Regions from separate parts of the Homo sapiens genome. Here region 2 is linked to region 1. Evidence: chromatin contacts called from ENCODE Hi-C or POLR2A ChIA-PET data. All regions are on one chromosome and are shown on one strand. Each heading gives the region's core, a stretch centred on a gene start or an enhancer-like site at or near the end of the contact. The rest is flanking DNA. Distances are from core to core; before and after follow the strand shown. Region 1 overlaps NFIB (nuclear factor I B). Region 2 overlaps NFIB-AS1 (NFIB antisense RNA 1).

Region 1 (2,700 bases), core at 86-2,585:
TGCCTTAAGCTCCCAAGTAGCTGGGATTACAGGTGCCCATCACCATGCTCAGCTAATTTTTTGTATTTTCAGTAGCGATGGGGTTTCACCATGTTAGCCAGGCTGGTCTCGAACTCCTGACCTCAGGTGATCCACCTGCCCCAGCCGCCCAAAGTGCTGGGATTACAGGTGTGAGCTACTGCACCCGGCCTAAAGATTTTATAATCAAAGAATATGTTTTCAACGGGATATATCTTTGCTCAAAGAAGTGTTTTATCAAGTATTGACATAACCTATAAAAGAGAAACTGATTTTGTAACCACTCACAGAGCCAGGAAGCAAGATTGTTAATTTTCTAGAGTGATGTTTTATCTCTGTGTAGTTAGCCGTACTGGTGTTGAGAATAAAAATGAAAAAGTAACTGTTGATTTAGGAGAGCTTGGTTAAATCATGGGGACAAAAATGAATGGTTACCAGTTTTGTAGTTTCACAGCATTCTTCAGGATCAGAATGGAGCAATAAGGTAACCAGCTGATGAGTCAATCTTTCCTTTTCTGTCTTCTGCAGTCATCTCAACTCGAACTCCACCTCCACCTTCACCGTTGCCATTTCCAACACAAGCTATCCTTCCTCCAGCCCCATCGAGCTACTTTTCTCATCCAACAATCAGATATCCTCCCCACCTGAATCCTCAGGATACTCTGAAGAACTATGTACCTTCTTATGACCCATCCAGTCCACAAACCAGCCAGGTAAAAATAAGAGAGAAAATAAGATTAGCACCTAAGGGAGATGGGACAGATCTAATTCTGAGACACAAAGGTTAGTCAGACAGTGTGTCTGGCAGAACGTCAAGCCTTGAAATCCATCTTCAGGAAGTTGCTTGGTGACTCAATAAGTTTTTATTTAAAGGTGGCTGAATGACAGGTAGGAAGTGTGTTGCCCCAAAGGGTACATTTGTGAAGATGGTTTAATGTTTTTGGATTTTCACTGACTGAAGGGAAAGTTTATGCAGAAAGTACATTGACAGGAAAGCTCTGGGCTGGAGTTCACACCTCTTAAATACCTGGTTTGACACAGAGACAATGTGCTTATTTCAGGCAGGAGTAAGGTATGTGCTAAAATAAACACACACAAAAGAACTTACAGTTGTATTTATAGACCAACTATTAGGTATTAAAATAAGCTTTGGTAATGTAAACATTCTCAGTGTTTGATGACTACTTGAATATTCTTTGCAGAGACATGACTTACATTTAATAATGAGTGACATTACTAGAAGCGTCTTTCTTTTTTTTGGAAACATTGTGCAGTGGTTTTGGGGATTCATTTTGTAAGTGTAGTGACTCATGAGCATTTCTCACTCCCCTAGACATATGGTTTCTTCTACCAAGAGGTTACTTCATAGGAATTTGGTATATGAGCATTTTCCACAATCAAGTAGACAGTCTTTGTGCCAGACCTGGGGCTATCAATAATTGTAATATCTAAAACATGTAATGTAATTTTGATATTAGGATCTGATATTTAGCTTTGCTGCTTTACCTCTAAGACTCCTGTCCACTTATTATACCTTTTAATATTTTGGAGAATTTTCACAAACATTCCGTCATTACTACGGTGGAACATTCCTGAAATGCTAGTAAATAGTGTGTGTCTATCAATTTAAATTAGCAAAGAAAGGTGAGAAAAAAATCCCTTTGGTCTTAATTTGTTAAAATGAAACAAAATGGTCCTTTCTGAACTTTTAATTTAGAATAACAACGCATCCAGGACCCTTTGGGTTACTTAAAAAGTTATCATTACTTTTAGTTTGACTGACTGAGATATTAAACTCAATATTGAATTTTGAATTTGAAGTTAAAATTATTATTTGTATTTTAGAAGAAAATGTTAAAATGTTGTAGCACTTTTCATGACTGAAGTACTAAAGACAGCTAAGTGAGAGTGGGATCTTAGTATATCGTTTAGAAATAAAATTTGTTGTCAGCTCATGGATTCAGAAGTCTCAGTTCCATAGAGCATTTTGCTAGACTCAGCTGGGAACAGTGCACACAAGGTCTGATTTTAATTTGTGTAGAATTTCCATGAATAACAAAGTCTAATTAAGACATCCATTAAAAGTCCTTAACGTTAATTCAGTGTGGAAAATCTTAGAGTTCCATTGGATTTTTTTTTTAACTGATGTCTTAATTAGGCACTGTTAGGGGAAAAATTATGCAAATTAAAATCAGGCCCTTAGTGTTACACATTTCTTTAATTATTCAGTGCTTGTTTTACGTATATTTCAATTTCTTTATAAGTTAAGAGGGCATATTAGGTGATAATCTGCCTATATTGTTCTCAGTTTTTCTTCACTTTTTCAAGATACATATCACCTTCTAAGGAAGCATATTACTCTCATCTCAAAAAAAAAAAAAAAAGAAAAAGAAAAACTAGCAACAAAAAAACTCTCAGGATTTTGTATAATAGGAACCGTGTATAAAGTAGAATAATCCTTTCCTAATGCTGTTAGCTTCACCTTCAGACAAGACATCTCTCTTTTCTATCTACAGTATGAAAGTTCATCTATTAACAGCCTTAAAAGATAGAAATTTTTAGTGTAGCTTCATCTGTTTGAACCAGTAGAAAACTGAGGAGAAAATAGCCCTCAATTCTTCTCACCCTGAGTTTTAGGAAAGTTGTCTGCATTGACTTGGGAATTCTTTCTTTGTCACCTTT
Region 2 (2,700 bases), core at 17-2,516, 230 kb before region 1:
GATGCCCTTGGTAGGCAGAAGGGGTGTGATTCAAGGTCCAGGCATCCCTGGCCCGGACACAGCCAGCCCTAGCCCAGCTCCCTAGGATGAGAGTTCTGTATGGGGCACAGGGCTGGCGCTGTTGAGACCAGGCCTCCCTAGGCAGATCCAGGAGCAGAGCTGCCCTTTGGACAAATTACTTTCGGCAAAGTCAGAAGGAACCCACTGCCCAAGAGAATTGGGCTAAAGCACCTCTGAAGTTTCTTCCAGCATAAACTTTATCTTAACAACAACCAAAAAAAGTGGGGAGACTGGACCATAGGAGGTGCAGATGCCCAAACATGATCCTCTCCCTGCTTAGCAGCTAGTCTGGGGATACCTATTTTTTATGCACTCCAACTCCTGAAAACCAACTAAAGATTTGTTCCTGGAACACACAGCTGATTCATTTCCTACGCCACTCAGAACGGGAGATTTCCCTCCGAGTCTCCTTTGCCAAAGCTTGGCCTTTGGGGGATAGGAGGCAGGTAGTCTAGTGGGTAGAAAGGTCGCGACTTTCTTTTGCCCCGCGGTCTCCTTCCTATTTAAAGCAGCACCGCCTGTCGAAACAGCTTTGTGCCAATATTTGCAGGCAGGAAGATTTTCTGACATTGTAAGGGGGTTGTTGGAAGCAGATGGGAGGCCCTTTCCCAAGGCCATCGGCAGACCAGAAATTGGTTACACCCGCACCCAGGGAGGAATCCCTAGCCCCCACTCTCACGATCAGCGCCCATAAGGTATCTGCATTTACATTTTAAAAAGAAAGAGGAATTTTTTTTGTATCTCTGAATCATCTGGCAGCGCCTGATATTATACATCTCCCCCTAAAGCCCCTGTTGTCCCTCCCTAAAGAGGAGGTCGTGTTTTCAATTCTTGAGAGATCTGGAATAACGGTATCAGAGCATGCCAACAGCTAGAAGACCCCCAACTTCCCCCCCCACCCCACCCAGGTCTTTCGCCCTATAGGAATTGGGGGCAGCGGGGGTGGCGATTTGCAGCGAGGCAAGGGCAGGTAGCAACAACTCCGACTGATCTCCAGAGGCAAAACCAAACTAAACGTAGTTCCAACCATCATGTTTTAACAAAATCTGCATTCTGTGAAAGTCTGTTTTTTTCTTAGAGAAACGCCCTTCGTTTTTAATTTTGCGTCACTTTCGCAGGCTGCCCTGAATGCCTAACCACTTGTTAAAATGCCTCTGTGCTTTGCTTTTCCGTGTGGTTCTTTTCTGTGCCCGTTTGTATCTCTAATAAGCGGCATTGTTTATTATCCTTGGGTCGGGGCCCCTGGGACTGAACCGAAATAATACAGAGGCACCGAGGCTGAGCGCTGGAAAATACTCCGGGTTTCCCAGGCCCAGGAGGGTCCCCGGGGCCGCCAAACGACCCTCCTGGGGAAAGCCCACCCGTGCGTGCGTGCCTGGTGAAGGGCAAGTTTGCACGAGTTTTTCCAGGCAGGGAGAGATCATGGGCAATCCAAAGCCCAGATGAGTGGGTATAGAAAGGGGCACACGGGGAAGGGAAATGCCACTGTGGACCGGTAATGGGGGTGTGACTTAAGAGCCAATATTGACAGGATGACTTTTTTTAAGGGAGGCGGGGGACTGCCGCGCGGGAAGCGTTCTGAGCCGTCTTTTAGCTCGAAGTCTCAACTCTCATCCCTATGCAAGAAATTGTCACTAATAAATTCTTTTTTCCGCATAGCCCATCAGTCCTCGCTGTTAAAGCGAGTATCCTAAACAAGATGAGGCTAACTTCCCTCCTTCTCCGTAGTTACCTAATATTTGCCCACATTTCGTTTTCAGCTGGGTGCTTTGTGGCCGTAGGGAATGTAAGTGCATGCCCCAGGAAATAAAGTGCCGCTGTTCCCCAGCCACAGATCAAGTCTTTTCTTCCCTTTGGACCCCAAACGAGCCCTGCTTTGGGGCTCTCCAAAATTTCGCTGCTCCCAAAACGGAGTGGGGTTCGCTATCAAAAAGCAGAAACCCGCATGGGAAACATAACGCGGAATGCCTTTGGCGTCTCGGGGAAAATTTCCCGGTTGAACCCAGTCTACGCTTCCACACCCCCTAAATTTAATGTCGGGCGGGCTCCGTTGCAGAGTTTGCCCTAAAGAAGGTTGTTAAATACGTGCCATTCTCGGGACCGTGTGCTCCTCAAATGAGACTTCCAGCCCCAGGGCCCAGCCTGAACTGTCCTTCCCACAGGTTCGCATGCGAGACCAAACCCCCACCCCGCTAGCTTCCAAAAATTCTCCCAACAGGCTACAAAGACTGCTCAAATTGTCCTCGCTAGCTTCGCTCCCCCATTCAGTTAGATTGTTTAAAAATACAGAGATCTGTTTGCTCGCAAGAGCAGAGAGTGATTTCCCTCAAGCAACTCGTGCGAGAGCTTTAGGCAGCCCCTGGGTTGCAGCGAGTCCAAGCGTCGGTGGAGTTTTCCGAATTTCAAGAAGTAGTAAAGTGAATTTCGGTACAGGGAAAAGTGCCGGGTGTTGGAGCGCAAGGTGGGGGCGGGAGCCCAGGAAGCCGCCAGGAGGTTTTTTTGTTTTTAATGTTAGACACGCATGAAGGCGCAAGCTTCGTGGTTTCCGAACTTAGAGAATCGTGCCGAGTTTGGGCCCATCTCCGCAGCCAGGGGCCCAGCACAGAGCACAGGGGGCTGTTTCCAGTTTTCAAAGAGCGA

The links. A loop is a pair of places that touch in the nucleus more often than their neighbours do. ChIA-PET counts read pairs that join two places held with the same protein, here RNA polymerase II (POLR2A). Pooled maps may share reads with other maps.
Region 2: a map with no recorded cell type shows a loop between it and region 1 (2.1-fold over the local background). The contact joins two enhancer-like sites. A Hi-C loop is called at or near these places in 1 of 37 single-sample maps with no recorded cell type and 7 of 50 pooled maps. POLR2A ChIA-PET finds 5 or more read pairs at or near these places in 3 of 52 experiments (A549, BJ and HEK293).

Annotation. Positions count from the first base shown.
Region 1 is chr9:14,118,471-14,121,170 of GRCh38, reverse strand. NFIB (nuclear factor I B) reads left to right here. Exons shown (of 11, transcript NM_001190737.2): 8 at 547-731. Among named protein-coding and RNA genes, the nearest start is that of LINC00583, 190 kb to the right of the region's middle. Within about 2 kb of position 1,335, at least 2 of the 41 ENCODE cell types and tissues checked have a DNase peak (open chromatin) inside an H3K27ac peak, as active enhancers do.
Region 2 is chr9:14,348,772-14,351,471 of GRCh38, reverse strand. All of the region lies in intron 1 of NFIB-AS1 (NFIB antisense RNA 1), which reads right to left. It also overlaps a transcript of NFIB not described here. Among named protein-coding and RNA genes, the nearest start is that of NFIB-AS1, 33 kb to the right of the region's middle. RefSeq lists an enhancer at 2,171-2,670. Within about 2 kb of position 1,266, at least 10 of the 41 ENCODE cell types and tissues checked have a DNase peak (open chromatin) inside an H3K27ac peak, as active enhancers do.